2 separate regions of the Homo sapiens genome follow, and region 1 is linked to region 2. The links are chromatin loops, found by intact Hi-C in ENCODE. Cell type or tissue: B cell. All regions are shown on one strand. Links, peaks and the distances in the headings refer to the core of each region. The heading gives the core; the rest is flanking DNA.

What was found. A loop is a pair of places that touch in the nucleus more often than their neighbours do. Peaks named below come from ENCODE experiments on the same cell type or tissue, not always from the same donor. Only the 100,000 strongest peaks of a DNase experiment are listed, where the experiment ranks them.
Region 1: a loop joins it to region 2, with 23 times the contacts of the local background. A loop is called at or near these places in 14 of 110 quality-filtered maps.

What each region holds. Positions count from the first base shown.
Region 1 is chr7:2,346,089-2,350,408 of GRCh38, reverse strand. It overlaps a transcript of SNX8 not described here. Among named protein-coding and RNA genes, the nearest start is that of EIF3B, 6.6 kb to the left of the region's middle. In B cell, for the core only: CTCF peaks have their summits at 2,029 and 2,229; a DNase peak (open chromatin) is centred at 2,238; H3K27ac peaks cover 370 bases.
Region 2 is chr7:2,098,215-2,102,601 of GRCh38, reverse strand. The region is part of intron 11 of MAD1L1 (mitotic arrest deficient 1 like 1); the gene reads left to right. Among named protein-coding and RNA genes, the nearest start is that of SNORA114, 11 kb to the right of the region's middle. RefSeq lists an enhancer at 2,094-2,143. In B cell, for the core only: CTCF peaks have their summits at 2,167 (motif pointing left) and 3,052 (motif pointing right); DNase peaks (open chromatin) are centred at 2,181 and 2,801; H3K4me3 peaks cover 1,383 bases; H3K27ac peaks cover 2,559 bases.

The DNA of each region.
Region 1 (4,320 bases), core at 1-4,000, 250 kb before region 2:
TATTGATATTAACATTGGTTCATAACTATGAAAATGAAAAATGTTCCGCCACACGGCCCCTTGGGGAAGCCTGACCTGGCTGGGGAGAGAGGCTGCCTGAGCCCGGAGACTGGGCCGAGACTAACCCCTCCCTTGCTATCAAGAGAGCCTCAACGTCTCTAGGCCTCAGTTTTCTTACCTCGCAGGCTTGGGGGAGTTTGGATGAGATAATGTAGGAAAGCTGTGCCTTTATTTTCCTGTGGGTTTATCTTAACAGAATGAGAAGTATTTCCAAGTAGGCCAACCAGGTTCTGAGCGTGGGGATTTCATGTCTTTGAGGAAGAGGTTCAGAGCCGGGAAGTGTCCAGTCCCTGAGCCTGGGAGCCATGAACCGGGTGGTAGAGATCCAGGGTGACCCTTCCAGGGCCCAGGCAGGTGAGATCTCTAGTGGGGTGGCTCCGGGTGTAGCCTGGGAGCCTCATGCTGGGCTGGAGAGGACTGAGACTCTGACCTCACCACCTGTCCACCATGGGCCAGCCTGGGTGGGTTTGTGGACATTCAGGACCTGTCACAGGAGGCTGAGGCAGGAGGATAGCTTGAGCCTGGAAGGTTGAGGCTGCAGTGAGCCAGGATCGAGCCACTGCACTCCAGCCTGGGCAACAGAGTGAGACCTTGTCTTAAGAAAAGCTAAATTGGCCAGGCGCGGTGGCTCACGCCTGTAATCCCAACACTTTGGGAGCTGAGGTGGGCAGATCTCTTGAAGGCAGGAGTTCAACATCAGCCTAGACAACATGGTGAAATCTCATCTTTACAAAAAATTAGTTGTGTGTGGGGGCGTGCTCCTGTAGTCCCAGCTTCTTGGGAGGCTGAGGCAGGAGAATCGCTTGAACATGGGGTGGGGGTAGAGATTGCAGTGAGCCGAGATCACACCACTGCACTCTAGCCTGAGTGACAGAGTGATAAACTGTCTCAAAAAAAAAAAAGTTAAATTAAAAATATAGGGGGTAGGGTGAAAAAAATAAACTAAAAATATAACAAATTTAAAAATATAACACTTAAAAAAGGAAAATAATTTGGGAGATAGTGGTGGTGATGGCTGCGTCAGTGTGAACATGCTTTATGCCAATATACCATATGCTTTAACGTGGTTAAGATGGTACATTTTATGTTATGTACACTTTACTATAATATTACGCATTTTTTTTACTTTTTTTTTTTTTGTTTTTGAGACGGAGCCTCACTCTGTCACCCAGGCTGGAGTGCAGTGGTGTGATCTCGGCTCACTGCAACCTCCACCTCCCAGGTTCAAGCAGTTCTCCTGCCTCAGCCTCCTGAGTAGCTGGTATTGCAGGTGTAAGCCACCTCACCAGGCTTTTTTACAATTTTTTTAAAGAAAAAAAAATTGAAAGTCATGATTTTTTGGTTGTAGTTCTCTTGCTAACTTGTGGGTAGCCTATTTTTTTTTTTTTTTTTTTTTTTGAGACAGAGTCTCACTGTGTTGCCCAGGCTGGAGTGCAGTGGCACAATCTCTGCTCACTGTAACTCCGCCTCCCGGGTTCAAATGATTCTTCTGCCTCAGCCTCCCCAGTAGCTGAGATTACAGGCGCACACCACTATGCCCGTCTAATTTTTTTTTTTTAATTTTTAGTGGAGATGGGGTTTTACCATGTTGGCCAGCTGGCCTTGAACTCCTGACCTCAGGTGATCCGCCCGCCTCTCAGAGTGCTGGAATTACAGGTGTGAGCCACCGCGCCTGGCCACTGGCTGGGTAACCCTGAAAAAGATACTGGGCCGGGCACGGTGGCTCACGCCTGTAATCCCAGCACTTTGGGAGGCTGAGGCGGGTGGATCACAAGGTCAGGAGATCAAGACCATCCTGGCTAACACGGTGAAACCCCATCTCTACTGAAAATACAAAAAAATTAGCCGGGCCTGGTGGCGGGCGCCTGTAGTCCCAGCTACTCGGGAGGCTGAGGCAGGAGAATGGCGTGAACCCGGAAGGCGGAGCTTGCAGTGAGCCGAGATCGCGCCACTGCACTCCAGCCTGGGCGACAGAGCGAGACTCTGTCTCAAAAAAAAAAAAAAAAAAAAGAAAGAAAGAAAAGAAAAAGATACTGTACTCGCCAGAGCCTCTGCCTTGTCCTTCCTGGGTGGAGCGTGCAGGCTAGAGGGGGAGCTAGGTAGCTTGGACCCATTTAGGTGTCAGGAACTGTGGACAGAATTCGAGTTGGCAGAAGAAACGATTCACCTACAGATGGCGATCTTAGCCCGCCCTTTTCAGTGTGTGAACTAGGCTTGCTTTTTTTACTTAGTTTCTTTTTTAAATTCCTTACATAGTAGGAAGCCGAAAAAGCAGCTTTCTCTCCAGCAAGTTTCTCAGTATCTCAGTAATTTCTCCAGGATGTTCTACATAAACCGGTCTATGTCCAATCTCGCAGGGCACTTGGAGACGCAAAGAGGCATCCATGGATTCAAAGGGTCCAGTGTGGGCCAGGCGTGGTGGCTCACGCCTGTAATCTCAACACTGGGAGGCCGAAGCGGGCAGATCACCTGAGGTCAGGAGTTCCAGACCAGCCTGGCTAATATGGCGAAACCCCATGTACTAAAAATACAAAACTTAGCTGGCTGTGGTGGCACACGCCTGTAATTCCAGCTACTTGGGAGGCTGACACAGGAGAATTGCTTCAACCTGGGAGGTGGAGGTTGCAGTGAGCCGAGATCACACCACTGCACTCCAGCCTGGGTGACAGAGCAAGACTCCATCTCAACAAAACAAAGCAAAAGAAAATAAAATGAGCAAAAAAAAAAAAAAAAAAGAATCCAGTGTGGCCCCAAATCATCTGAACTTCCCTGTCTCGTTTGACCATGCTGGTTTCCTCCTGGTTTTCCCTGCCGCCTACTGCCTTCAGCCAAAGGCTCTTTTTTTTTTCTTTTTTTTTTTTTTTTTTTGAGACAGCATCTTGCTCTGTCGCCCAAGCTGGAGTGCAGTGGTGCTATCTTGGCTCCCTGCAATCTCCACCTCCTAGGTTCAAGCGATTCTCCTGTCTCAGCCTCCTGAGGATTGAGGACTACAGGCGCCCACCACGAAGCCTGACTAATTTTTGTATTTTTATTAGAAACAGGTTTCGCCGTGTTAGCCAGGCTGGTCTCAAACTCCTGACCTCAGGTGATCCGTCAGCCTCGGCCTCCCAAAGTGCTGGGATTACAGGCGTGAGCCACTGCGCCCAGCCCAAAGGCTCTTATTATTATTGTTTTGTGGAGATGGTGGGGGCGGAGGGTGTCTAGCTATGTTGCCCCAGCTGGTCTTGAACTTCTGGCCTCAAGTAATTCTCCTACCTCAGGCTCCCATGGCTGGATTACAGGTGAGCAACACACCCTGTTCAAAGACTTATTTGACTTTCTGCCCTATGATGCTTGGCTTCTTCAAATGTAGAGGAGTGAGGCATGGACAGGAATCAGATGCTCCCTATTTCCCTATTCCTTTTTTCTTTTTTTTTTTTTTTTTTTTGAGACGGAGTCTCAATCTCTGTCGCCCAGGCTGGCGTACAGTGGTGTGATCTCGGCTCACTGCAGCCTCCACCTCCCAGGCTCAAGAGATCCTCTGAACTCAGCCTCCTGAGTACTTGTGGCTACAGGTGTGAGCCACCATACTTGGCTAATTTTTTTCTGTTTTTTTTTTTTTTTTTTTTTTTGAGACGGAGTCCAGCCCAGGCTGGAGTGCAGTGGCGCAATCTCAGCTCACTGCAAGCTCCGCCTCCCAGGTTCACGCCATTCTCCTGCCTCAGCCTCCCAAGTAGCTGGGACTACAGGTGCCCACCACCACGCCCGGCTAATTTTTTGTATTTTAGTAGAGACGGGGTTTCACTGTGTTAGCCAGGATGGTCTCGATCTCCTGACCTCGTGATCCTCCCACCTCGGCCTCCCAAAGTGCTGGGATTACAGGTGTGAGCCACCGTGCCTGGCTGCCTCACCTTTTTTTTTTCGTTTTGAGAGTCTTGCTCTTTCAGCCAGGCTGGAGTGCAGTGGTGAAATCACAGCTCAGAGCAGCCTTGACCTCCTGGGTTCAAGCAACCCTCCTGTTTCGGCCTCCCCAGTAGCTGGGGCTACAGGCATGCACCACCATACCCAACTAGTTTTCTTTTTATTTTTTGTAGAGACCAGGGTCTCACTATGTGAGCTCAAACTTCTGGGCTCAAGTCCTCTCCTAAAATATATTTTCTCCTCTGTTCCTCAGAGGAAGCCATCATGTACCTGTAAGTAATGTATTCATTGTTTGGTATTTTTATTGATTTATAGTAGACCCATATGCTATTATAAGAAATAGGCTGGGTGTGGTGGCTC
Region 2 (4,387 bases), core at 142-4,141:
ATGGTGACAGTGGTGATGGGGATGTGGTGAGAGTGATGGTGACAGTTGTGATGGTGACGGTGGTGGTGATGGTGACGTGAGAATGGTGGTGATGGTGGTTATTGGTGACAGTGGTGAGTGGTGACAGTAGCAGTGGTGGTGAGTGGTGACAGTAGCAGTGGTGGTGAGGGTGACAGTGGTGATGGTGACATGGTGAGAGTGCTAGTGATGGTGGTGGTGATGGTGACGGTGGTGATAGTGACGGTGGTGATGGTGGCGGTGGTGATGGTGATGGTGACGGCGGTGATGGTGACGGTGGTGATGGTGACAGTGGCGGTGGTGGTGGTGATAGTGATGGTGGTGATGGTGACAGTGGCGGTGGTGGTGGTGGCGGTGGCGACGGTGGCGGTGGTGACGGTGACGGTGGTGATGGTGGTTGTGGTGACAGTGGCAGTGTTGGTGATGATGGTGGGTGCAGTGGCAGGACTTGGCATCTGTTGAGAGTCTGCCCTGTGACTGGTGCCAGGACCTAGCCTGCGTTTTCACCTTATCCTGTGCTCTCAGCCTCTTCTGCTGGGGAGACTCAGTCCTGAGTCAGACAGGAGGGTCCAAGGTCAGCGAGGCTGTGTGATCTGCCCACTCCCACCCATGGCAGATTCAGACCTCCAGTCAGGGTCTTCCCAGCTGCAGAGCCCCCTGTGTGCACTGGACTGCACTCCTCCTTCTCCTGCCTGGTATGTGTTTATCCAGCATGTGTCAGGCGTGGGCCAGCTTGGGCTGTGATGGTGACTGAGACAGCTGTGGCCCTGTGTGCACGGAGCCAACAGTCTAGTGGGTGAGCAGCATAGAAGCTGTTCACTTTGGTGAGCATGGAGCCGGTAGTCTGGTGGGTGGCAGCATAGAGGCTGCTCACTTTGGTAAGTTGAGGGAAGAAGCGTCTTTGTTCTTTACTGGCTCTCAGGGTCCAGGTGCACAGCCTCCTGGATGGAGGCCCTTTAGGAATGGAGCCCCAGTCTCACGCCAGGCACCCGGATGGAGACCCTTTAGGAGTGGAGCCCCAGTCTCCTGCCACCCACCTGGATGGAGACCCTTTAGGAGTGGAGCCCCAGTCTCATGCCACCCACCTGGATGGAGACCCTTTAGGAGTGGAGCCCCAGTCTCATGCCACCCACCTGGATGGAGACCCTTTAGGAGTGGAGCCCCAGTCTCATGCCACCCACCTGGATGGAGACCCTTTAGGAGTGGAGCCCCAGTCTCATGCCACCCACCTGGATGGAGACCCTTTAGGAGTGGAGCCCCAGTCTCATGCCACCCACCTGAATGGAGACCCTTTAGGAGTGGAGCCCCAGTCTCGCGCCAGGCACAGTGGCTGTGGCCCTTCCCCCCAGGGCAGACCCCATAGCACAAAAGCCCGCATCCTCTTTGGTGTATGAATGTTCCCACAGTGGAAACTAGGGTTTTTCCAGTCCCTTGTGACAAAGGATTATGAGTTTTTTCCCATTGAAGGGGAGCAAGTTTCTGAGGGTGGGAAGGAAGCCGTTGAAAACAAATTGGCAGCACTCCCCCCATCCTCTTGCTGATGGGGAAAGTGGTTAATTAGGTGATTTTTCTCTTCCCCTGACACGTGCAAATGAGGCTTCGTTAATAACTGCACTGTTACAGAAATGATACGACTTTAACACCAACGTCAAGTTGTCAGGCGTGTCTGCAGAGTGGAGGTGGGGGGCACTGGAGGCCCCTGCGCCCCTCCCGACAGGAGTCATGCTGGAGCCGCGCCTCCAGTCGCTGGGGCTTGGCCTTGGGCAACGAGCTGTTCCCCTCCCACCCTCCAACCCCCTTCAGGGCCAGCTTAATTATTTAAAACTGATGATAAAAACAGAATGAGCTGCCAAGATGAAGTGATGATTTGCGGCCAGGACCTGGGGCTTGGGTGGACGCGGCTCCCACTCTCCCTGCTTGCTGTGTGCTGGCCCAGTGCGGCCGTTTCCAAGGACGCCTTCCGGTTTGCAGCCAGGGCCCAGGACACGGACAGCATCTCTGCTCTCAGGTGTCAGGAGGCCTGCAGATGGTGCAGGGCCCGCTCAGGGCTTGTCCTGCCAGGACGAGGCAGACGCGCCGGGTGGGCAGGTGGGTAGGGTAAAGCAGAAGCAAAGCGGCAGTACCACAGAGCAAGGCACCAGCATTGTAATGTCTGGAGTGTGGCACCCCCTCCAGGAAGCAGGTGCTTCACGCTCAGAAGCGCCTGGCTGTGGCATGCTTCTTACTATCTGTCAGAAGGCTCAAGGTCAAAAGGCCGTGCTTTCTGCCATAGAGTTTCAAGAGTAAAGGAGAACGCGGAGATCTAGTCAGCTGGGATTCCTAGCTCTGCTCAGAAACAGGCTGGGCTTTGAGACCTTTTCCTCCTCATTTTCCCTGCTGGTCTGGAACAGAAAGTACTTGCAGCTGACTGCGCTGGCCGTCGTAAAGCAGTGTGCACCTGTCTCTCAAACCTCAATGGTTGCCTGGGATTTGCTTCTCACCTATGTCCTTATCCATCAACAGGTAGTTATTAAATGCCCATGTCCCTGAGACGGTTTTGGGCTTTGTGTGGCTGGGGGCGAAGTGTAAGGAATGACCTCTACCTGTAAGGAGCTCACAGCCAGCCCCTTGGCTTGAGCTGTGAGAAGTTTGAAAATCCATGTGCTAGGTTAGCCCAGATGACACCAAGAGCATTGGTGCTGGTTCTTCTGAGTCATGCCTGGGGCATCGAGGGCTGGGCTGGTGGGAGGTGACTCCTCACAGTCGGCAGCCAGTCCCACTGGGGATAGTTTCATGGCCAGAATGGCCTACCAGGGGCTCCTCCCTGCAGGGTTGAGAGCTCACGCCTGAGGACTGTTCACAGGAAGCCACGGCCCGGGTGCTTCCTGGGTCTCGGGTAGGAGTACCTCTTCTGAACCACGTCTAATGGGTTTTTTGAAGAGAAGAGAAATGAATCTCCCAGTGCTGACTTCTGAGATTCGGCTGTCTCCCAGCCCGATGCGCTCACTTCCGTCCACGCTCCCGCCTGGCCTCTGGGTGGCGGGTTGTTAGTACAGTAAAGATTGCTAGCTGTCTCTTTTGCAAATCTAAAATGAGATTTCATTTTTTTAAATAAAAAGAAAAAAGTGCTTGAACATTTGCAGCTGGGAGATAGCACAGATTAGAAACATTACTTATCTCTGCTGCACAAAAGAAGGCAGCGAGAGAGGAATAAATTGCTGTTGAATGCTAACGAAGCCAAGGCGGCAGGGGCTGCGGGAAACAACTCCTGTTGAGGAACAGAGCGAGCACCTGACCTGCACCCTCCACAGTGGGCCGGGCGCCGGAGTGCACAGGGCAGGCGGGGCTGTGGGTCCAGGTGAGACAGGCTGTGGCTGCTGCATGTTGACCTGGCGGTCGGGGTGGAGTCTGGTCACCAGTGTTAGCGGTGCGTTGGGGGATGCTCCTTCCTGGACCATGGGAGGCTGTGCTACCACTGCGCTTAGGAGCCTCAGTGAAGCTCACCCTCTTCAGCCACGTGCACTGGGGTCACTTGTGTTTCTGTCACCCTTGCCACCCATCGTGTCAGGAGGCCTCCGTGTCCATGCCAGGGTGCCCTCCATCCCCAGACATTCCGGCACCTTCCTGTTGTTTCCTCTATAAGAATTCCCACCTGCCCTCTTGGCTTAGCAAATTCCAGCTCAGCCTTTGAGGTCCAGTTCGAGTAGCGTCTTTTCTGACCCCTTTATTTGGCCCTCCAGGGGCTTTCCTTCTGTTCCTCCATTTCCCCTTGGGCCCACCTCTGGGGACGCCGGGCCTTGGTGCGTGATGCCTGGCGTGTGGTGTGAGCCCTGTGGTGTGTAGATCTTCATTGCCTCTGGCTCATGCCGGGCAGCTATCGGGTGTGGTAGTGCGCTCCCTTGGGCCTCCTGGAGCAGTGGCAGCAGGCGGCTCTTGCATGTGCCGTGTCCTCCGTGACCAGGGCTGTGCTGGATGGACGTGTCTGCCGTGCTGTGCTCCCTGCCCATTTGTTTGAGGGGGCCGTCCTTAGCGTAGCCTTCCTGACTTGTTAACCAGGCAAGAGACCATACACATGATGGCTTGGGTGACTGCTGCTGCGTACGGCATGGTTGGTGGGACCCCAGGCAGCAGGGGAGAGGGACCCTGGCTATTTGGATCTCTGCGGTGAGTGGGAGGGACTCTTGCCCACTTTGTGTCTGGTTGTCACAGGGTTTAGGGCCCGAGGTCTCTTGTTCCTGTCTGGACTGAGCACCTGGGTCCCCGTGGCGTGTGCTGCGCAGGCCTCATCTGTGGACGGAGGGTGTTTGCCATGCGCCTTCTGCGCAGAGGCCTGGTGTGTGACTGGCGCTCTGGTGCTACGGGGCTTTGGCAGAGGACGGCGCTGTGCAGT